2 separate regions of the Mus musculus genome follow, and region 2 is linked to region 1. Evidence: chromatin loops called from intact Hi-C (ENCODE). Cell type or tissue: heart. All regions are shown on one strand. Links, peaks and the distances in the headings refer to the core of each region. The heading gives the core; the rest is flanking DNA. Region 1 overlaps Nbea (neurobeachin). Region 2 has its middle 55 kb from the start of Gm32237.

The links. Hi-C counts contacts between places; a loop is a spot of excess contacts. Peaks named below come from ENCODE experiments on the same cell type or tissue, not always from the same donor. Only the 100,000 strongest peaks of a DNase experiment are listed, where the experiment ranks them.
Region 2: it touches region 1 in a loop (20-fold over the local background); 6 of 42 quality-filtered maps call a loop at or near these places.

What each region holds. Positions count from the first base shown.
Region 1 is chr3:56,074,850-56,086,898 of GRCm38, forward strand. Nbea (neurobeachin) reads right to left here. Exons shown (of 58, transcript NM_030595.1): 5 at 11,314-11,435; 6 at 10,393-10,519; 7 at 7,523-7,642; 8 at 5,010-5,156. Among named protein-coding and RNA genes, the nearest start is that of Nbea, 100 kb to the right of the region's middle. In heart, for the core only: a CTCF peak has its summit at 4,535 (motif pointing right); no DNase peak of the experiment used is centred there.
Region 2 is chr3:56,747,557-56,759,605 of GRCm38, forward strand. No RefSeq gene overlaps it. Among named protein-coding and RNA genes, the nearest start is that of Gm32237, 55 kb to the left of the region's middle. In heart, for the core only: a CTCF peak has its summit at 6,352 (motif pointing left); a DNase peak (open chromatin) is centred at 6,275; H3K27ac peaks cover 373 bases.

The sequences.
Region 1 (12,049 bases), core at 1,275-9,274:
GAAAGAGGAACACTCCTCCATTGTTGGTGGGATTGCAGGCTTGTACAACCACTCTGGAAATCAGTCTGGCGGTTCCTCAGAAAATTGGACATAGTACTACCGGAGGATCCAGCAATACCTCTCCTGGGCATATATCCAGAAGATGCCCCAACTGGTAAGAAGGACACATGCTCCACTATGTTCATAGCAGCCTTATTTATAATAGCCAAAAGCTGGAAAGAACCCAGATGCCCCTCAACAGAGGAATGGATACAGAAAATGTGGTACATCTACACAATGGTGTACTACTCAGCTATTAAAAAGAATGAATTTATGAAATTCCTAGCCAAATGGATGGACCTGGAGGGAATCATCCTGAGTGAGGTAACACATTCACAAAGGAACTCACACAATATGTACTCACTGATAAGTGGATGTTAGCCCAAAACCTACGATACCCAAGATATAAGATACAATTTCCTAAACACATGAAACTCAAGAAAAATGAAGACTGAAGTGTGGACACTATGCCCCTCCTTAGAAGTGGGAACAAAACACCCTTGGAAGGAGTTACAGAGACAAAGTTTGGAGCTGAGATGAAAGGATGGTCCATGTAGAGACTGCCATATCCAGGGATTCACCCCATAATCAGCATCCAAACACTGACACCATTGCATACACTAGCAAGATTTTATCGAAAGGACCCAGATGTAGCTGTCTCTTGTGAGACTATGCCGGGGCCTAGCAAACACAGAAGTGGATGCTCACAGTCAGCTAATGGATGGATCATATGGCTCCCAATGGAGGAGCTAGAGAAAGTACCCAAGGAGATAAAGGGATCTGCAACCCTATAGGTGGAACAACATTATGAACTAACCAGTACCCCGGAGCTCTTGACTCTAGCTGCATATGTATCAAAAGATGGCCTAGTCGGCCATCACTGGACACTCAAAATTTATATGCCCCAGTACAAGGGAACGCCAGGGCCAAAAAGGGGGAGTGGGTGGGTAGGGGAGTGGGGGTGGGTGGGTATGGGGGACTTTTGGTATAGCATTGGAAATGTAAATGAGCTAAATACCTAATAAAAAATTAAAAAAAAAGAGTTTTGAATATACAAACTGTTGAGTAATAGGTGTACTTTGTATTTTGAATTAAGACAATTCATTTGTACTCATAAATTTATAATCTCCATTTGAAAAGGCTCAGATGTACACAGACTTTCATAACTCAGTATGATAGTTTCTCATTCCTTGCCCACAATTAGAGATATTTCTTGTATAAATGTCAGACTTTGGTGTAGGTACACCACACCCTATATTAGGAAACTAGTTGTAGAGGAATTCAGTGGCTTGGGATTTCTACTTATTTTTACCTCTGTTATATATTTAAAAAAATGTCAAGAAAGAACAAAATGATAAATTTCTAATTTACAAAGCTGCTCAACACAATGCTGGCTCCTTTCTTAGAGGAAGAACTACTTAATATTTAGATCTTGCTCTTTCTCTCATGTGTTGTGAAGGTGTTCCTATTAATTCTGAAATTATAATAGTGATACTAGGTTTATACTTAATATATGGTATAAAAATAATGTAATTTATCATCTCACCTTCATTTATATTTTTTGTTACTATTATTTAATATCATTTAACTAGTGCTAAAAAAAAAGGTACTTCACAGGGTGGCAAGATGGTTAAGCACTGAAGAGCATTTGTTTATGGGGTCCTGGTTTCGGTTCCCAGAACCCAAACAGCAGCTCAGAAACATCTGCAATTCCATTTCCAAGGGATTCAATGACCTCTTTGGGCCTCCTTGGGCACCAGGTACAGACATGGTATACATATGTACATGCAGAGAGAGAGAAAAAGAGAGAGGAGAGACAGAGAGACACAGAAACACACAGAGAGAGATTTTTAAAAAGGAAAAGTTAACAAATATTTTACGGTCATGGCAAAGAAAGACAGAAGGCTAGATACATATAAGCCAAAAATATTAAGATTCCAATGAAAAGTTAATACATGGCAGAGCAAGAGTTGAAGGAAAAGGGAGGATTTGCAGACAAGTAGATGAAAATAATCATCCAGAGTGAGATGTTCAAGACAAAGAAAGACAAATATGGGATGTATTTGGTTTTATATGGATATTAGCTGTTAATTCAATGATAACCAAGCTACAATCTGTAGAACTATAAAGGTTAGGTATAGAGAAAGGGGCAAGGAGGGGTCAGGTAGATCTTGTTAGGAAAGAGAAATACAATGAATACTTATGGGAGGATCAGTGAGAGGGGAGGGGAATGGGAGATGAGGGAGGGGTTATGTGAAGAGGCAGCTAAAATTAAAGGCCACTTGAGGGGTATTATGAAAACCTAATGTAGTAGAAGCTTCCCTAAAATATATACATGAAGGTGATCTACATAAAATCTCCAAGTAATGGGGGAGACAGAGTCCCAACAGGCATCTCTTGTCACCAAATAGAGCTTTGGCTACCAGGATTGGTTTACATCTAATTGAGTTCTTAGCCAATGGAGTCCTATGGAAATTCCCAAACAACACAGGCTGTTGCCAAACTTTATGTTGCCACAAACTAACATCAAGACCCATTACTGAAGACAACACCCACAAAACTCATTGACCACGGTGAAGGTAAACTGCTGCATACACAGAGCTTTCACCCCGGTGTGTTCTACCATCACTGGTACAAGTAGGGACTCTGTATACTATCAAAAGATAAATGTAAATGCCAAACCATCTACAAAATCACCGATCAACAATGGTGTCCTGCCTGAAAGATACGCTGGAGCAATTGTGTCACAAAGTATGCTCTATCATATAGAATCTATCATGCCCAACACTGCTTGGGTGACTGAGAACCGGAGAATATAAAGAGACCAGCATCCTAGGGGAAAACCAAATATTAATCTTCTTCAAAAAAAAGTAGTAATAAAATAACTGCTAATGACAATCTGCTATACTCATAGATCAGGGTCTCTTGCTCAGCCACCATTAGAGAAATTTCCTCCTACAGAGAATGGAAAGAAATGGTGTTCCACAGTCAGACATTATGCAGAGTGTGAGATACCTTAGAACACTTAGTCCTAATAGACTATCTCCATCAAATCCTTCCTCTCAGAGCTCAGGGAACCCTGCAGGAGAGGAGGAGGAAAGAATACAAGACCCAGAGTAGATGGAAGACACCAAGAAAACAAGAGCCTATCAATCAACAAGATCAAAGCTCCTATGAGCTCAAAAGGACTGAGCCAGCATGAATAGTGCCCAAACACCAGATTCTTTGTGCTTATCTTATGGCTTCCAATTTAGTGGTTTTATGGGATTCCTGAGTATGGAAGCAAGTCTTTCTCTGAGAGTTAGGCCTTCTCTTGGGCTCTTTTCCTTGTTTGTCTTCTCCAAATCTGATGTTAACTATTGTTTTATCTTATTTCATTTTATTAGTATCTCTTAGAAGCCTGTTTTCTAGTGTGAGAAAGGGAGTGAATCCAGAAGGGAGGGGAGGTGGGAGCAACTGGGAAGAGTAGAGGGACAGGAAGCAGTATTCAGGATATATTATGTGAGAAAGGAATTTATTTTCAATAAAAGGAAGGTGAATGGGGGTGTGGTATAAGGGGTAAAATGACTATACTAAAACCAGTTGTTACCTAGGCCTAGTGAAACAAATAAAACTAAATGGATACAAGATAGCAACATGTAATGTCACTGTGACACAAAACAGAAAGACTGCTGTAAGTATTTTGGTTATTAAAATCACTGGGAACACTAAGATCTTTTAAAGAATAATTTTGTTATTTCTATGTCTAAACTAAAATAATAAAACAGAAATATGAATATAAAAAGGTTTTAAAAGTATATTTTAATATTTATTGTTACTCTTCCATAACAAACTTCCCATTAATTTAAACATTAAACTTTTTAAAAAGCAGCAACACTTTAAATTATGGCATGTGCTCCTCAAACATTGTCAACTTTGATTTGTTTGATTGTTCCTTTGTTGTTTTTTGAGACAGAGTTTCTCTGTGTAGTAGTGGCTATACTGGAGCTCACTCTATAGACCAGGCTTGCCTGGACCTCAGGGATCCACTTGTCTCTGCCTCACAAGCTCAGAGATTAAAGGCGTGCGCCACCAATGCCCATCTCAGCTTGGATTTATACTGTATAATATTGTCTCGCCTCCAAATAGTCTGAAACTGTACAACTCCAAATGTGATTTTAAAAAGTCTACCCGTACTTACCAAGTGTGTTCATTAAAAACTAATTCATAGGAGTGAATGCTGTATCTTGCCTAAAATGTACCAATTTCAAAGCAAAATAGAGATCAGAATCATCAGTCAGTGTCACTGGCTTTGTGACATGAGCACCCTTATTACCCCATTCTTACCCACTGCAAGGGACAATTAAATGCAAATGTATGAAATGAATTCCCTCAGTCTGACACAGCATTTGACACTCTTTCTTTTTCTAAATCTCTGATCCATAGATAGCATCCCTTTTGACAAGTCATTTGATGAAAGGCTTGTTTGTGTATTTTATGTGTAGGTGTAAGCATACCAAAAGAGGGCAGCAGATACCACTATGGATGATTGTGAGCCACTATCTGTTTGATGAGAAATGAGCACAGAACCTTGGGAAAAACAGTAAGTGTTCTGAACAGTTGAGTCCTGGACAAGGCATTTTGAATGATCATAATACAATGTACATATTTCAAACTCTGAGATTTCAAATACCACTTAAATAAGCAATGTACTCAAATTTGTTTTTCAGAATTGATAACTAAAAGCATGTCTAAAAATAAAAAGGTTTTCAGAATTGATAACTAAAGGCATGCCCGAAAAATGAAAAGTTCATGAAAAATAATAATTAAAAAGAGAAGAGCAGATGAAAAGGAACATCACAGTAAATATCAAAAAGTTGGTATGACAATTACCCACATTGAACAAAGATTCTCACTAAATACAGTAGTGTGAAAGCAGGTTATACAACAAGACCTTTGCTGAGAACTTATATCAATGCAGTCATTCCTACCTTATAACCAGGTCCTAATTGATGAACTGCAAATATCTGTGCTGGGTTAAGAGCTTCACTGAACACATACACAGCCCCAAGCTGGCCACAGAACACCCTATTGGCATCAGCAGTTTCTGAAGATCCAAGAAAGCACTTGTCATAGCTCTATTTTTAAAAGTCACAAAAAATAAGTTATTATTTTGTAGTGACAGAATATTTAAAATGCATTTCTTCATTAACAGAAACATTTAAGATACTAACAATAGTGAAAATGCTATTTTGGGTATTTTTCAAATGTTTCAATAATAAAAGTAAATAAACAAGTTTTAGAAAATAAAATCAGTTAAATAGAAGTTAAGAGCACAACCATCCATCACACCCTCAGACCTGACCACCTTTTCAAATTGTAGCAATAACGACAAAGATTGTGTAATTGTTTATAACTGAATTTTGTAATTCAGAAACAAAATGTGTTTACTGAAGCAAAGATAATTTTAAATTGCTAATAATTCACAACTGATCAAATTTAGAGAGAAAATAAATCAAAAGAATGACTTTGCCAAATCTTAACTATAAAACCATAGGAATAGATTTTTTTAAAATTCTACTTCATTTCTCAATATGGATGAATAGGCAACCCCCATTTTCTGCACTAAATAAGCAAGAATGAAGAAAATCAGTTTGTTCTGCATAGGGATTATATAGAAGCAAAAACAATGATTCACTATCTCGCGAATATTATTCACCTAAAGGATCTTTCATCTAGAAAGCCTGGCACACCTACATCCTTTCAACACCAGCCAAGGAAGGCAAAGACAGTAGGTACTAACCACTATCCTCTCTTGTCACCACAGGATATCCCACACTTTAATTTGAATAAACACACTAATATTCAGCTATCAAACTAGACAGAGTCATAGAGAAATCGATCACTACATAGGTCTGTCAAATATGAGATCCCATTTGTGCTTCATACAATAGCAAAAAAAAATAGTAGTAAGGTGAATGGAAGAGAAAAACAAGAACTTATCGTTCAACATGTGTAATTTAAACTGTGCAAACTAAAAATTACTATTACGTAAAGAATGTGTACAAGACCAGGCTTCCCTGTTTCTTGAAATACTATCACAGAGAATTTTAAATCTTGGTTTTGTTTTGTTTTGTTTTAAATACTGTCTTTTCAGCTAATGTCAGCAACAAAACTATAGGGGCTTCCTTCCTTCGTATATTAGTAATAAACTACATCCTCCTGCAGTATCAGAGAACAGATAGGAAGCCAAATTTCATTTCTGTGTTTTCATTTGCCTTTGAGTCTGTTGGGCAGTAAAGCAAGTTTGCCCTATAAAGGCACGGGCAGGAACTTTCTAGAGTTCTGTGTGCTCCATGCAGCTTCTGTGCATATTTGTATTTGATTTGATTTGTTGTTGTTGTTGTTGTTGTTGTTGTTGTGCCTTTTAAAAAATGTTCTTAGTGAAAATCCAAGACTCTTGGCTTTCAGATCATGCAAACAACAAGGTAAAGTCAACTTGGCTGGGCAGGACAGCTTGTCACCCACAGATCTACAAAGAGACTCGAGACAATGTAAAATGTCCTATCATTTAAAAGAAAACAGAAAAAGAGAATACATTACAACCTCTGCTCTGTGAAAGTGATTAAGATTAGAGAAGTTGCAGACAAAACTTATAAATAGATTTAGTTGTTTGTTTTTCATAATTGTCATAAGCAGGTATTCTGGAACAATAATCTATCACTGGCCCTAGTGATTCTTTAGGTACTACAAACCACATTTTGCTTTGGCCCTAAAATGCCAGGAGGAAGGAAAGGGAAACCGCAAACTATATAAATGCAAGCATTCTTTAGATTTCAACCCTATGTCTTCTCTATCTAGGATCCAGTGTCACCTGCTCCAACACAGACATACAAAGTGAAGAAATTATCTCATCCACCATGACAAAGCATCCTGAATGTGATCTGCCTTCTGCTTTCAGAGCCCTTTAATGTCATGAAATTATCATCACTGCAGCCAGATTGAGGGGTTTTTTGCTTTAGTTTTGATTTTTAGACATGGTTAGCTCTGACTGTCCTGAATCCCACTTTGTAGACCAGGCAAGTATTGAACTCAGAGATGCACCTGCCTCTGCCTCCCTGATTGCTGGGATTAAAAGTGTCCACCACCATAGCGGACATGCTGAGATTTTTACAATATAATCTTGAGAGGCTTTTTATCCTGGGTCAGACTGCAAGCCCAGACCTGTGTTTGCATATGAGGCACTTACATGACTTGACCCTTGTGTATCACATAACCACATTCTATTTTAACTTTATCCAGATCATTAAATCATGTGTCTGAAACAGTCTACACACTATATTAAATAATTAAATATAAATTATATAAATATAAATTAACTTAAGAATTTTATATAAACTAATAAAACCTCAAACAAAATTTTGGATGTTTCTACCAAATGGTCATTATTTATATTACAGTGAGAGACCATACTATAAAATATGTTTAAAAAATTTAAACTTACATCATTTGTGTTAACATGCCAAGCCATGTCACCATAGGATACCAGCTGGCCATTAACATAACAACGGATCTCACTGTTCCTCCATCGATTGTAGATGTGGACGATGCTGATCATGTACCACTGCAATGCAACAACTAAGATGTCAAAGGTCATGAGCAGTTACTACTGTATAAAATGCAGTCAAACCTTTGCACATCCCTCTAAGAGATCTCGAGTACTGTATACCTCATGTCCCTTCCTCCCATTTCTTATGGCCCGGGTAAAGTACAGGTCAAGGAGCACCCATCCCCCAACACTGAGACAGAGGTGTAAGAGCAGCAACTGCTTATGAGCTGCTTATGAACACAACACTTGAAGGCAATCATAGAAGAATCACTATGAGTGAATAAACTTTTTATCAAACATTCAGGACTAATAGGAAATACTGAATGAACAAGAGGAAAAGAATGTTGCAATGTAATTTTTTACATTCATGTATTCATATATATTTTTTGGATTTACTAGATAAGTTAATCTTAGGTTAAATTTAGTTTTCTGTCTCTTGGAACCATCAAAATGTAATAGATGTACAAGAGCTTTCACCATTTCAGAGGATCCCAATGTCTGACTTGATATTTTTAAGTTACAGACAGTAACTGATCTGGAGAGTGCATATGCATACTGACACTAATCATATATACTGTGCCCTGCACTCAGTTTGAGATCCAAATATTGATGTATAATAAATCTGGAGAACAAGAAATAAGAACAATACATATACTGATACTAAAAATTCCTGAGAAATGTATTACAAGTTAAACAAAATAAATGAGAAATAAGAAAAAAACACGAAATAATGTTTATAGAAATATCACTAGGTGCTATGCACTAAACATTTTCTATAAATGAGGTAAAATATTAATGGTTACATTCATTTTTACAAGGTCAGACACCCCTTAGTAGCAGTTCAGCCGAGCAAACAAAAGTTTTAGTGTTGCATATCTTTTTAGGAAAGGCCAGTAACCTATTTACTAAGGTGAAGTTTCCCCTAATTGAAGCACAATAGCAAGTCAACTACCACATGTCCTGGAAAATTAAAGAAAGAAAAAAATTTTAATGATATTTTAAATGATATTTTTGTATAATAATAGAGAGGAGTAAGGCAAAAATTACTATAATTTTCAAAGTTTATTAAAATCTTTTCAGAAAAACTGTTTTGTATCTGTTTCATTCCCTGAGCCTCACTCTTACAAGACTCTCTGCAATTACTATATTTAAAATGCAAAAAACACAGGAATGCATTTTCATAAGCAAATAGGAAAGAATAAATAAAATGAAGATTAAACTTCTTGCTTTTATGTGACTACAGGTTAAGAACCACTGATCTAAGCTGGGCTTGGTGGTGCACGCCTTTAATCCCAGCACTCAGGAGGTAGAGGCAGAGGCAGGCCAGCCTGGTCTACAAAGTGAGTTCCAGGACAGCCAGGGCTATACAGAGAAACCCTGTCTCAAAAAACCAAAAAACACTGATCTAAATTCATGAAACTTATGTGTTGAGAAAGTAAAAGACTTTATTATTTGTTAAAGTTTTATTTTTTGTTGTGGTTGTTTTGCCTGCATATATGTCAGTGTGAGGGTATCAGATCTCCTGGAACTGGAGTTGTGAGTAGCCATGTAAATACTGGAAAATAAACCCAGGTCCTCTGGAAGAATATCCAGTACTCTTAGTCTCTGAGCAATCTCCCCAGCCCCTGTTTAAGTCATATTTTTATATAGCTACTCAAAATATTGGCAGTCTACTGAATTCAATACTGTGTCAGGCATCTGAGAAAATAAAAAATTAAATCCACCACAGATTTTTGTCTCAATAATCAATAAATGGACATATAAATGAATAATGAAGATGTGGATAAAGTAATTATGAAAAGAGGCATTAGTTATGTTTGAAAACAATATCTATCAAAGAGGATGGGTAGTAGCACTACTTTGATGCAACACTTGCCTGCCACATGTGTCTCTTTGGTTGGATCCCCAATGACAGAGGCAGAAAGGGGAGTAGGTAATGGGGGAGGAAGAGGAGGGGACAACAATAAAAGACTACACAGAAATGTTGCAGAAAGGCTCTGATAATATGTGCTCTGAAGACTTAGATAAAAGTCACTCATTCATTCATAAAGCACGTGGGTACATTTTCAATTTATTTTGTTGTTACTAAAAATCAAATCATTAGCTTAAGCAAATGCATATCTTCAGGAAGATAAGTTTAACATTAGTGAATAAAATAGTTTAGAAAAGAAACAAAACATGAAGATGAAGAGAAAACAATATGAAGGTAAACAGCAAGTAATGAAATTATAGAAGAAAATAGATGTATTTCAGAGATATAATACATAGCAAAAAGCAGATGAAGAACATGCCCCAGTGACTAAAAGATGGCAGCTCTCGAAACCAGAGGAGAGAGAAAGTACAGTAGCTTAGATTCTGAGATCTCACAGTTGTTGAAAAGCCAAGGAACATAGCACTGATGAGTAGAAGTAGGAGAAATTATGAAACTGAATAAAAATTTCCCTGTAAGACTAAGTGGCACGAAAGTGAGATCTTTCCTGTGTCATCTTCTGTCCCATTCCTAGTTCCTACAGGTCTCCTGCATGTATTTCTAGGAACACCACAAATTAGTTCAGACTGAGAGAATGAACGTGTGACAAAAACACCACAAGGTGTTAAAAGACATCACACAGAAGTCAGACATGAAGATAAGAAATTACAGGAAAGAAAAAGGCACAGAAAGTCAGGAGAAGGTGAAAGAACATTACAGAAGTCACACTGCACAGCCCGGGAAAGGAGAACAGCTACTGACATGGTTTCCAGGGGAAGCATCTACTCTGCCCTACCTTGCGAGGCTGGAAATCATACTTCACACAGTGCTGGAAACCTTTTCCTTTGGACTTCAGAGATGTGACTATCAAACAGTTGCCAACAAAATGAGCAGAGTAGCCCACTCCTTTGCTAGTACGAAAACTGTATTAATAAAATAATACAGAAACTCTGGTTAAATGAAATATACCAACACGTACTAAAACCTTATACAATAAACTGAATTTTCAGTATAGTCATAGTTAACACATTGGCCAAATAGAAACAAAAACATAAGTTTTATAATAACAAAAAAAAGTAAGGGATTTAACCCAAGAAATAGTAGGCTTTGGAAACTCTTTATATTTAAATTTAAAATATAATAGACATTAAACAAATTAATGATCAAAATGTCTACTGGGCAGACTGTATATGAAGGACCATCGCCACTTCACCCGCTCAAAACTCATTTCAACAAAGTTCATGGTGTCAGTACAACTTGGTCTCTTAAATTTACAATAAACTTAAAAACTATAAAAAGAAAACCTTACCAAGAAGAGCTAATTTTTATAATAATGTGATTGATCAAATAAGTACATATATTTTAATCTAAATAAGAACATGCTTACTAAACAATCTCATATAATTATAATGTTCTTTATGGCTATTGTTATTTTTACCCGTGTGAATTATTCTTATAGAAATAAAGGTGAAATAAACAAACTCTAGTAAGAATTGGTGTCTTATCTCCAACATCAGACACTAGTAACCCTGTTCTCCCTCTAATAGACTTATCTTTCCTTCTTATATTGTAAGTAGAAAAAAAAATGTGAATGCACAAACCTAAAATTATTAGTAAATAAATAAATATTAGCTATATGAGCTTTATGGTACAATGTTTAATTTCAAAAAGTCAAATACATAAAGACCAAAGTAGTATACTTTTGCATATTACTTACCAATACAGATAAGGTTTATCCTTATCAACATTAATGTTATTTAATGGATCCATTCGAAACCAAGTGTTGAGAGTGAAGCCATTCTGATAAGGCCACTTTGCAATGGGAGGCAATGCAATTGCCTACAAGACAATACAAAAGGTAAATTACCAGTTACATGAAATACAAAGTTATTCTGGTCAAATTTCCCTCCCCCCAAAAATCAACTACAGAAATAAACTCTTACTACAGTCAAAGAATTTCTACAGGCTGTTTTCTGAAATACAGTGGGCTAAATCTTATTTCTACCTTGCTCGGCTCCAGACTGTTCTCCAACCCTCCCACTAACTCCCACAGTACAGACACCTGCACTGATACACATGCCACAGAAGAGTCTGACTCCAATGCCTCATGCTAGTGTTTAGTAACTAGACTTCATTTTCTTAATAGAGCATGAATAGTTACAGCTAAGACAGCCTGTCCTAGAAAGTGTCATTGGAGTCAGAAGAAAGGTCTAAATCACTGTGAAGCCAAACATAATGACTAAACATGGCGTAGTGATGCAAATCCCTAATCCCAGCATCAGGAAAGCTGAGGCAGGAAGACTGGGAGGGAGAGGCCAGTCAGGGCTACATAGCAAGATTATTTCCAAACCCCTCCCCAACAGCAACACCAGCAGCAGCAGCAGCAGCAGCACAAGAACCATGAGCACGTACCATATGGTTTTATTGTTTTATTCCTAGGCAATCTAGAAAAG
Region 2 (12,049 bases), core at 1,911-9,910, 670 kb after region 1:
GTAGCCTTCCTTTATACAAATGATAAACAGACAGAGAAGGAAATTGGGGAAACAACACCCTTGTCAACAGCACCAAATAGTATAAAATATCTTGGGTGTAACTTTTACTAAGCAAATGAAATATCTGTATGACAAGGACTTCAAATCCCCGAATAAAGAAATTGAAGATCTCAGAAGTTGGAAAGATCTCCCGTGCTCATAGATTGGTAGGATTAACATACTGAAAATGGCCATCTTACCAAAATCAATCTACAGATTCAATGCAATCCCCATCAAAACTCCAACACAATTCTGCACAGACAAGGAAAGAGCAATTCTCAACTTCATATGGAACGACAAAAAAACCCAAGATAGCCAAAACAATTGTCAACAATAAAAGAACTTCTAGAAGAATCACCATCCCTGACCTCAAGGTGTACTACAAAGCAATAGTGATAAAGATAGCATGGTATTGGTACAGAGACAGACAAGGTCAATCAATGGAATAGAATCAAAGACACAGAAATAAGTCCACACACCTATCGACACTTAATCTTTGACAAAGAAGCCAAAAACATACAGTGGAAAAAAGAAGACATAGTCAATAAATGGTGCTGATCTAACTGGCATGGTGGTGTGTATGTTGAAGAATAAAAGGTAGAACCATATTTATCACCTTGCTAAAAGCTCAAGTCCAAGTGAATCAAGGACCTTAACATAATAAAACCAGATACACTGAATCTAATAGAAGAGAAAGTAGGGAAGAGCCTCAAACTCATTGGCACAGGGAGAAATTTCCTGAACAGAACTCCAATGGCTCAACAACTGATAAATAGGACCTCATGAAACTGAAAAGCTTCTTTATGGCAAAAGACACTGTCAATAGGACAAATTGGCAACCTACAGATTGGGAAAAAAAATCTTCACTAACCCTACATCTGATAGAGGGCTAATATATAAAATATATAAAGAACCCAAGATGTTAACCTCCAATAAACCAAGTAATCCAACTAATAAATGGGGTACAGAGCTAAACAGATAATTCACAACAGAAGAATCTCGAATAGTTGAGAAGCACTTAAAGAGATGTTCACATTCCTTAGTCATCAGAGAAATGCAAATCAAAAAGACCCTGAGATTCCACCTCATACCAACCAGAATGGCTAAGATCAAAAACTCAAATGACAGCAGATGCTCACAAGGATTTGAAGAGGAACATTCTTGCATTGTTGGTGCGAAAGAGATGAGGAACAGAGAAATGGAACAGGACTATGTGTGTGTGTGTGGCGGGCGGGGGGGAGGGGGGGGGAGGAGAGAAGCCCAGAAGGTCAACAGAATGAATGGAAATAAGCAGCTGAGGTGGTTGCAGAGGGAGGTAGGGGACCCTTTAGAAAGTACCAGAGTCCTGGAGGAAAGAGGAGGAAAAAGAAATGTATTTTTTCCAGCCATGTGAGTATATGGTTGTGATCCCCATACATCAAAGGCTGAGGCAAGGAGATTATCACCAGTTTAAAGTCAGCCTTGACAGGACAGTGAGTATCAGCCCAGCCAGCATTATATAACAAAAACAAAACAAAAATAAAGCAAAAAACAAATGACTGGGGATGCAGCTCAGTTGGTAGAGTATTTGTCAAGCATGTCCAGCTTCCTGGATCCAAGTCCCAGCCCTGTATATACTGCCCGTAATGGTAAATACCTACAATCCCAGTCCTTGAGAAATGGAGGGAAGAGGATCAGAAGTTCAACGGAGGCCCTGAGTCAGCTCTACCCAGTGAGTGCTGTGTAGGAAGACTGCCCCACTGTGTCTAGAACCTCTCTCTGTTCAAGGGAAGTTAGGAAGGTGATGTCTCAGTGTTTTGTCCTGCTGGAAATCTCAGCCTACATGTTTTTAAATGATGAATGATCCAAAGAAACCAAATGTGCTAGACGATTTTGGACACAGATGCCACTTGATTAACTCAGATAATTAAGTCAATGCTCAAGGTCATGAAGATTGCAAATGCATACATCAGGTTTCTGATTTATTATTTCCTGTTATAGCTTCATGCCTCTTACACACTTCATTCACATGACAAAATCATTTTATTTTATTTTCATTTACTTTTGATGTGCTAGGGATCTAAATCAAGGCCTCCTGTGTACCACCAAACTAGGACCCCAGACTGAATTTTATTTTCTAATCCATCTGATTTCAAATATTTGATAGCAATTCAAACTTGAATTATTTTCCCATGAGTTCCTGTTGTAGTAAGGTTGATTTTTACAGTGATCTATGATGTAAATGTCAGAGGGTAGTACTCAGCTCTTAACACCCAGAAGTGATCTACAGACCCACAATCTCACTAGCCTAGAATTCCATCAGCTCTAAAGCAGGATAAACAGTTTCTTGCAGAGAGGGACCATCTTTCTTTGTTTTCTATTGCTGTGATGAACACCAGGATCAAAAGCAATACGGAGAGGAAAGAGTTTATTTCCTCTCCCAGAATGTCATCCATCATCCAGGGAAGTCAGGGTGGGCTTGAGGCAGGGACTGATGCAGGGGCCATGCAGGTATAGTGCTACGGGCTTGCTTAGCTTGTTTTCCTCCCCAGGGGCAGCCCTGTCCTCAGTGGGCCGGGCATTTCCATATCAAGAACAAATCAAACAAGAAAACACCCAACAGGCTTACCCACAGGGCTATCCTGTGGAGCCATTTTTTTCTCTGTTAAGATGATTCCTTCTTCCAGACAACCCTAGATTCTGTCAAATTGACAAATCAACAACAATGAAACCACCCAAAACCACCAAAACCTGGCTGGCACAAGCTCCTGGGTCTGCAAGACTGCAGACTTGGTCTCACAGCTGGTGACAGGCATATGATAAAATTCAAAACTCTGATTCCAGAGTCCACAGTGTGGTACCTCAGAGGTTAGAGGTTTAAGGCTTAGACTCCTTTTTCTCTGGGCTTAAGGTAGAGCAGGGTTGCTTATGCCAATGAAAGGCTCAGGTAGACTGGACTGCCCCTCCATTCTGATGAATTCACCTTCCCTCCAGCACTGTTTAGCCATCCATTCTTGCATCCATGCACATATACACTGAGGTGCTTCTTACTTGCCAGCCACCACCTTCACCACAATAGTCGTAATTCATTGCTATCACAGCTTTTTGAATGGATGAATTAATTAATATTTATTAATTTTGTCATCATAGGCCTCACTGAGGAGACTCTGAGGACCTGAAACTTGGAAACTGGCAATGGGTGTCACAGAGAGGTTAAGAGATAGATGTCAGAGCTGTAGAGATGGCTCAGTGGTTAAGAGCATTGACTGCTCTTCCAGAGATTCTGAGGTCAATTCCCAGCAACCACATGGTGGTTCACAGTCATCTGTAATGGGATCTGATGCCCTCTTCTGGTGTGTTTGAGGACCACTACCGTGTATCCATTCATATGTGTGTGTGTGTGTGTGTGTGTGTGTGTGTGTGTGTGTGTGTGTGTGTGTGTGTGTATAATTATTTTTTAAAAGCCTAAAATACCCCAAATACTGAAAAATAAATGAACAAACAAGAGATAGATGTCACCAAGTGCTATATTATTCTGGATGATACTTTCTGGAAAGTCTGTTCAGGAGTTTCCCAACATTAATTTTACTTCATTGAGCCATAGCACAGTTGTTGCATTTCTTTTCTGTATTCCTACATGTATTTTGAATGCCTGAATGTGTTTATGTTTGTGTGTTCCTGTATGCATATTTGTATGTGTGTGTGTGTGCATTTGTGGACCTGTATGTATATGTATGTATATCTGTGAGTGTATGTATGTGTATACATGTGTCTGTATGGGTATGTGTGTTTGTATGTGAGCATGTGTGTATATGTGTGTATATATTTATGTATGCCTGTATGTGTGTGTGTGCCTGTATGTGTGTGTGTGTTTGGTAAACAAGACATAGTAAATACTTTGCAAAATAGTCAAGGAAAGATAATATTCGGGACTGGAGAGCTGGCTCAGTGCTTAAGAGCACTTACTTCTCTTGTAGTAGACATGGGTTCAGTCCCCATCACCCACATAGAAGCACACAACAACCTTTAACTCCAGTTCCAGGGGATCAGTGTCCTTTTCTAGCCTCCACAGGCACTGCGTACCAGAGGTGCACTTACATGCATGCAGGCAAAACACCCATTCATCCATACAAATTAAACCAATACATTCTTTGCCAGAACCTCTTAGATACATAGAACGCTATAGCTGTGAACTCCAAAAGCAAGTCCTTTGGTCTCTGTGTGTGTGATTTTCCTCCTCCAATCCTCCTTGATCCAGAAGAAGGGAAGAATGAAGATAAGATGTAAAAGATGATTTGGGAGAGTTAAGACAAAAGTATTTCAAAAGTTATATGTTAACATAACTCATGAAACATGTTTTGTGCTTTTCAGCCACAGTAATAGCAAAGACAAATTGCTTAGTCACCAGCCATCCTGGGAAGATGTGTGTTGCACCCTTGATCTATTTTCCATTAAGCAACATCTTGACTTTCTGTCAATAATGTAGCTTCCATGAAACATTTTTGTACAAATTTCAGACTTCCTGAGAACATACCCACACTTGGCTATGTGCCCTGGACTTTTGCATGCAGATGTCCAATGGTTAAGACAAATGAATGGCATGACAAATCTGGGTGCTGTAAAACACACTTGGATTCAAAAATGCAATTTACTTGGAGTCCATCATTTCTGTGACACTCATAGATATGCTGCTGGAAACCTTCTTTGGTTTTCTCAGTCTGTTCCCCAGACTTTCCCGAGGTGGTTCCAGAGTGTCTGGAATCATCTGTTTATTTTGAGTGAACAAACTTGAACGTATAATTTAAATCGTTGTACCCTAGTTTCTCATTTCCATATCTTTCAGTTTCTTTGTAGCTTATTATCTACCCCAAGATCTGGACCATATCTGGACCAGACCCCAAGATATACCCCATCTGATTTGAATTGTTCTTTTTACTTCATAAGATGAATATTCTATCTCCAAGGCAGCAGCATTGAAAGGAGTGGGTAGTCATGAGAACTCTGAATAATTAGTTTGTTATGAGGCAAATGTGATTCCTTCTTACTCCCTCTCCCCACTCCATGCCTCTCCCCCTTTTCTTTCTGTCTCACTGTTTCTCTCCGTCTCCCTCTGTATCATGTCTGTCTATCATCTATCTCCCTTCTATCTTTGAACATGAACAATATATTCAAAAGTCCTCACTAGATGCATCCCCTTCATCTTGAACATCACATATTGCAGAAACATGAGCTAAGTAGATATATTTTCCCTATAAGTTACCCAGTCTCTGGAATACCTGTCATAGAAACATAAAGTAAACTAAATAAAATACTTGACTGACTACAGGCACTTACAAGTGTGACAAAAGCAAGAAAGAAGTGTGGAAGGCCAAGCAAGTAGATGTTCTTACATCATGGAATATTGCATTGCTCTGAAAAAAAGAAGGGCAATCTGAAGTCTGGAATTAGGGGTAAAAAGGAGACAAAGGATATCAAAACTCCTGGACATTTTCTATAGAGTCATAAAAATAGAAAAAGAGAAATTTGAGAGATATAGACTCTGGCATATTTTGCAAAACATGTATAGGAGCATTGCACATGCTTGGTGCTGTAACAAAATGCATGACAAATTATTTGCTAGAAGAACAGTTTGTTTGGGTTCATAGCTTTCAAGATATAGACCATAAAGGTGGGAAAGACCTGTGGCAAGCGTGTAAGGTCCTGGCAGTTCCATCCACAGTCAAGAGACAGAAAGTAGACAGGGAATAGGGCCAGGCTGGAAAGTCTGAAATCCTATCTCTCATAATTCCCTCCTTCCACCTCCTAAGTTCACACAGTCTTTCAAAATATCACCACTGGCTGGAGAGCAAACGTTCAAACACATGAGCCTATCAAGGGGCACTCATTTAAATTGCCACGCCCCCTTTACAGAGAGTTTTCTGTGCTGAGGCAGAATGATACATAAATAAATGTTTCCAGGACATGGTCCCCTTTGGCTAGACATGGACAGCCGATGGCTTCAGTCACATGCTGTAGGAAGCCTGACCACACTACTCCAGACATCTTTTTTTATGGAAAAGCTCTTTTACATCCCTTGGTTTTTACTCAGAACAAATGCTCTGTTTTATTGGTTCCCTCGGGTTTCTAGGAATCTACATGGTTTCCTGGTAGCATTCAGGCTCACCCTGGTGACCTGGTCTAGAGGAAATGAAGTACGGTGGCTTCCTGCTGAAGTGGTATGACGACATGCTGATAAATGGCAGCTATTTCTGTCTGGGCTGTCTGCCTCCTGTCACTGGTCCACATGGCAAGCAGTCTGACATCTCTGACTTGGCAGCTGGCTTCCATCTGCCCCCTGCTGGTCTGCAACTGTGACCCTGGTTCAACCCTATCTTCTAAAAACTCTGGTACATGACCACAAAGCCACACAAATCCTAACATACACTTTTGAAAGTTACACCTGAGCTCAGTCATTTAAATTCAGAACCTCTAAGATTGGTTCCGTTTAGACTCCCAAATCTCAAGAAAGAGAAGACATGCTGCATCAGGTGATTGATCATAGGCAATTTCTACTATTTAACCGAGGAAGTTGAGTGGGTAAAAGCTGCCCTATTCACTCCCTCCCTTCAGCTTCTCTGACAACACCTAAAACAAACACGGTAGATCTGATACAGGATATGCATCCTGCCTTGGTTCATTCACGGTCTTAATGATTTATTTCAAACCTTAACAAGAGGCTTCGCAGACAGATGGCTTACCCTCATAGTCAGAGGACAGGCCTTCATGAACTATGAAAGTCTTATCACAGAAAACAGTGAGTGCCCATCCCAGAACTGGGTTTTCTTTTTCTTTTTCTCCCAAAGAAAGCACAGGTAATGCCCACATACTCCTTGCTTGGGGTAAATGGGTGTACTGGGGGAATTTAGAGTCCATCTGTATCCAGAACTGAGTGTAACAGACCTAATGTACTAATCTTTTTTCTATTGAGTGCATCTAACAGGATTCTTGCTGTTAGCAAAGAGGACAGAGTAATCATGCAGCAATGACACATGTGGCTTGGGTTATCAATGAGAAGAGCCTCTACCCACCCCGTGCCCTGAAGCCTTGCAGGTTTACAGGAGAAAGAATCAGGTTCTCGCTCCACAATTCTCTCTGTGATTCTTTCTGGGACATAACTCATGATGTGAGGAGCCCAGGAAGACCTGATACTCCTGCTTTCAAGTGCATATTCTTTGCCTCTGTCTGTCCCTGGGGGCTGGCCTGTGGACCAGAGCTATTTTAAAAATCGATAAAAATGTTAGAATTGTGTGGCTTCCTCCCATACATCCAAGTTCTAAATTGAAATGAAAGCTGAGCAAAGATTGTCTGCTGTAGGGGACCTAGCTATTTTTTAACTCTCTTTTGTTAGGGGACCAGCATCTTCTGCTTTCCTAGAACCCATTCTGCTACAGAAGTTCCTGGAATAGTTTTAACATTAAAAGCAGCCTTGTCTTCACAGAAATTTGGGAGATGATCCCCAAAAGAGGTTGGAGGCAAGAGTCCATCTGATCTTTCCCTGAAAGTCGTAATCTGAGCCTGGAACTATTTATAGGCTTAAATAAGCACTCCGTGCTGAACATCAAAACATATAGGGCACACACTCCTTAGCAAAGCACAAGAAGCCACTCGGGAGGAGTTGTTCCATACTGATACGGTTAAAATAAGGAAGAATGTGTGATTAGCTCTCTCTGAAGAGGCTTAGTTCAGATTAATACTGTAACATGGTTACGTTTTTTTCTCTCATTGAATAAAGATAAGATGGGGTTAAGAAGATTAACCATTAAGAGTACATACTGTTTTTGGAAAGGACCAGAATTTGGTTCTAGCACCCACACTAAACAACTCACAACCCCTTCTGTCACCACAGATCCAAGGGGATCCAATGTCTTCTTTTGTCCTCTGTGGATACTCTCTTTCCCCAGAAACACATACATGCTCATAAGTAAGAAACAAATCTTTAAAAACCAAGGATTACTGAGTTCTTGATGTAATTTCCTCATTTATATGCCACTTGTATTGCACTGAACCTATAGCTCTGTCTCTGTTTTCCTGCATGTTTCATCAGGAGCGCCACATATGCAAATCACCCCTACTTCCTTAATGTCCTTTTGCTACTCAGAAGAGCATCTATGCTTGGGCAGCTCCAGAAGGTGTGTGTGTGTGTGTGTGTGTGTGTGTGTGTGTGTGTGTGTGTTTCTCCCTTTTCTTCTGCCAGTGCTTACTTTGATAGCCCAGTCTCCAGTGTTAAAGCACTTAGACTTTGGAACCTTCAAAATCCCATAGATTTTTTTTTAATTTCTCTTCTGTAATCCTATATTTGGGGTATTCATTACCATGTGAAGAGGAGAAAACCTGGAGCTCTTAGGATACAGAGCCTTTGGGTCCATTTCTCTCACGTGATCATTTCCTCTGTTTCTGAGAGAAAAAATTGTAATTACCAGTGAAAATGTCATTTCCATGATGCACAGGTGACGTGGGTAACAAGGCATGTCTGCATAAAGGAATACACATCCTGAAATGTGCCCGTTTCACTTGGGCTTCCTGTGGAACACAATGCCCTTTTGAGAAACCGACCTTTCCCGGCAGCTTTTTCAGTGACTTTTAGTTGTTCCCCTGTTTGCTTTGCTGAAATTCAGAAATGTCTTGTCAATTAAAAATGATGAATTTAGCTTCTTGCACTGCAGGGATGAAAGATCTGCCCCTGTCAACCACACCGAGGTCTAAGAGTTCCAAGCATGGGAACAGTCTTGAAAAATTCATGTAGCAAACCTGGTAGAGAGACCTCCATCTAAGAGGACTGGAGAGGCCAGATAAGGCACCCTGGGCTTTTAGAGAGCCACTGGCCTTTACAAAGGTGAGGCCACATTGTCCCCATGAAGCCTTCCTTCTTTGATATTTGTAGGAGTAACAACTACACTGACATCTGTCTAGCCATTGACATCTGTCTAGCCATTGACATCTGTTCAGCCATTGTCCAGAAAAAAAACCTGAACCAAACTCAAGATGGATATTTGTCCTTTGCTTTTATTTTTAGAGGTGCATTGTCAAAAGTGACATCCATTTACCCATTATTCATTTTGCATTCTGCTTCAGGGATATTGATAAAGAGCGTGGTTCTAAATAATTGTTTTCCCTCGGCCAACATAACAAAAGACACCCTGCTGCATTTTATATCCTGAGGGCAGCCGAGAGATATGTGTGCTGTGTGGCAATTATTTTCTGTGTTACTGTTCCTTTCTTTCCCTATGGATGTGTCAGGAGGACCACTGTTCGTCATCATGAAATGATGGTGGGGCAGATGTGGGATGATAGAGATGGGAAACCCAAGACTCCATTCTTCTACCTCTAATTCCTTTTAAATAAGTACTCTGATTTTATTTAATATAAAGCACATAGCACTGGTGACTTCTGCCTTTCTCAGATATTTTTCTCCGTAGGATTTTCTCTAAGGTGGGCTTAAAGAAAAATGCAAAGAATGTGCTCTAACTGTGAAAGACTTTCAGTCTTCATGAATAAGAAATCAGATCCTGGTGCAAGGTGAGGCTTTGTGATTTCATTTACCCCCACTTTGTAAAATAATCAACAGGCTGTGGATGTGAGAAAAACCTATCAGATGGTTTCTGAAAGACAAATCATATGGTGTCTGTAGGTGATGGAGAGTGATGCTGTGTGGTAATGGAAATGCCCTTTGTGGTTTTGCCTTAATCAAGATAGTTCAATGAAGAATAATGGAAATAATTAAAATGACAAGCATTTTTTTGAGTTCTTGGTACATATAACTAATTGGAAAAATATTCCAGTAGGTTATCCATACAAAATGGTCTTCCCTGGAAACATATACATTAAAGCAACATTGTACAGACTGAGCAATTCCTAAATACACACACATGTGCACACACACACACACACACACATGCACACACACATACACACACACACACAAACACACACACAAATTAATAGAATAATTCAGAAAAGAGGCCATGAATTTTCAAATGAGAAAGGAAGTAGACATGGGAGGGCTGGAAGGAGGAAGGGTAAAGGGAAATGATACAATGTTATAACATCAAAAATATTTTATAAAGAAATGAGGACAAACTTTGGGTATTTTTAGTCAACAGTGGGCCTAACAAGATAGTGAGTATTATGGGATCATGTCTAAAAAGGGGCTCTGGGTTTTACCTCTCAGCACCTCTTCATCCTCAGCTGCTAATCTGGAAATAAGTTGAGCTATTTAGGTTTTTTTTTTTTTTGTCAACTTCTAATAAAAAAAGAGCCATCTGGTAATAAGGCACCTAAGTTAAGAAAATGCTTCTGGTGAGCTTGGTGGCACATGCCTTTAGTCCCAGCACTCAGGAGACAGATACAGGTGGATCTCTGAGAGTTTGTGGCTAGCTTGCTCTATATAGAAAGTTCCAGGACAGCTAGGGCTACAATAGTGATATTCTGTCTCAAAAACTAGCTAGCTAACCAACTAACTAACTAACTAACTAACTATAACTAACTAATTAAACTAAATACTTTCATTAGATTAGCCTATAGGTAAGCCTGTGGGGCCATTTTCTTGATTAATAATTAGTTGGAACACTGTCCAAGAATGAAGATATATCAGAAGACTCTAAGTGCTTCTGAGAAAACTACAAGAGTCTTGGGATCCCAGTTTCTACATAGCACAAATTGGCCCTTCCCAGGTATAGCCAATAAGGAGTTTATATTAGATTATTCATTACAAGGATATTGTTATTGTTTATATGCCTCTATGAAAAAGCATGTTTTGCCACATGCACCTTGTAATTGTATATAGCTTAAAATCCTGAGACTTTTACTCAGGTGACATCTATCTATCTGCCTATCTATCTATTATCTGTCTAACATCTATGTATTATTAAGTTATTCAATTACAATCCAATTTACATCTGGATTGTAGCTTCCCCTCCTTCCTTTCCTCTAAGTCCCTCTTGCCTTTCTCCAATTTACCCCTCCTTCCTTTCTCCTAAGAAAAGGGGAGGCCTCTCATGGATATCAATCAGCCTTTGCATATCAAGTTGCAATAAGACCTGGCTCATCTTCTTCTGTTGAAGCTTAACAAGACAGTGCAGTTAGGGGAAAGGTATGCAAAGACCAGCTGTATAGTTAGTGATAACCACTGCTCCCTCTTTATGAATACCACACGAAGACCCAGCTGCACAACTTTTACATATGTGCAGAGGGCCTAGGTCCATCCCACGCATGCTCTTTGGTTGGCAGTTCAGTCTTTATGTGCTCTTTATGGGCTCAGGTTAGTTGATTTTGTAGGATTTTTTTGTGGTGTTCTTGACCCTTCTGGTTCCGTCAATCCCTCCTCCAATATTCTACAGGATACCTCAAGGTCCACTTAATATTTGGTTGTGGGTCTCTGTATGTGTTTCCATCATTGTTGAGTGAAGCCTCTCTGATGACAGTTATACTAGGCTCCTGTCTGCAAGTATAGCAGAGTATCATTAACAGTGTGAGGAATAGACTCCCTCTTATGGCATGAGTCTCAAGCTGGGCCAGTCATTAGTTGTCCCTTCCCTCAAATTATGCTTCATTTTTTACCCCTGCATATCATATAGGCTAGAAAAATTGTGGGTCTAAGGTCTTGTGGCTGACTTGCTGTCTTTTTTTTTTTTTTTTTTTTTTTTTTTTTTTTTTTCCATTTTTTATTAGGTATTTAGCTCATTTACATTTCCAATGCTATAGCAAAAGTCCCCCTTACCCACCCACCCCCACTCCCCTACCCACCCACTCCCCCCCTTTGGCCCTGGCGTTCCCCTGTACCGGGGCACACAAAGTCTGCGTGTCCAATGGGCCTCTCTTTCCAGTGATGGCCGACTAGGCCATCTTTTGATACATATGCAGCTAGAGTCCAGAGCTCAGGGGTACTGGTTAGTTCATAATGTTGTTCCACCTATAGGGTTGCAGATCCCTTTAGCTCCTTGGGTACTTTCTCTAGCTCCTCCATTGGGAGCCCTGTGATCCATCCATTAGCTGA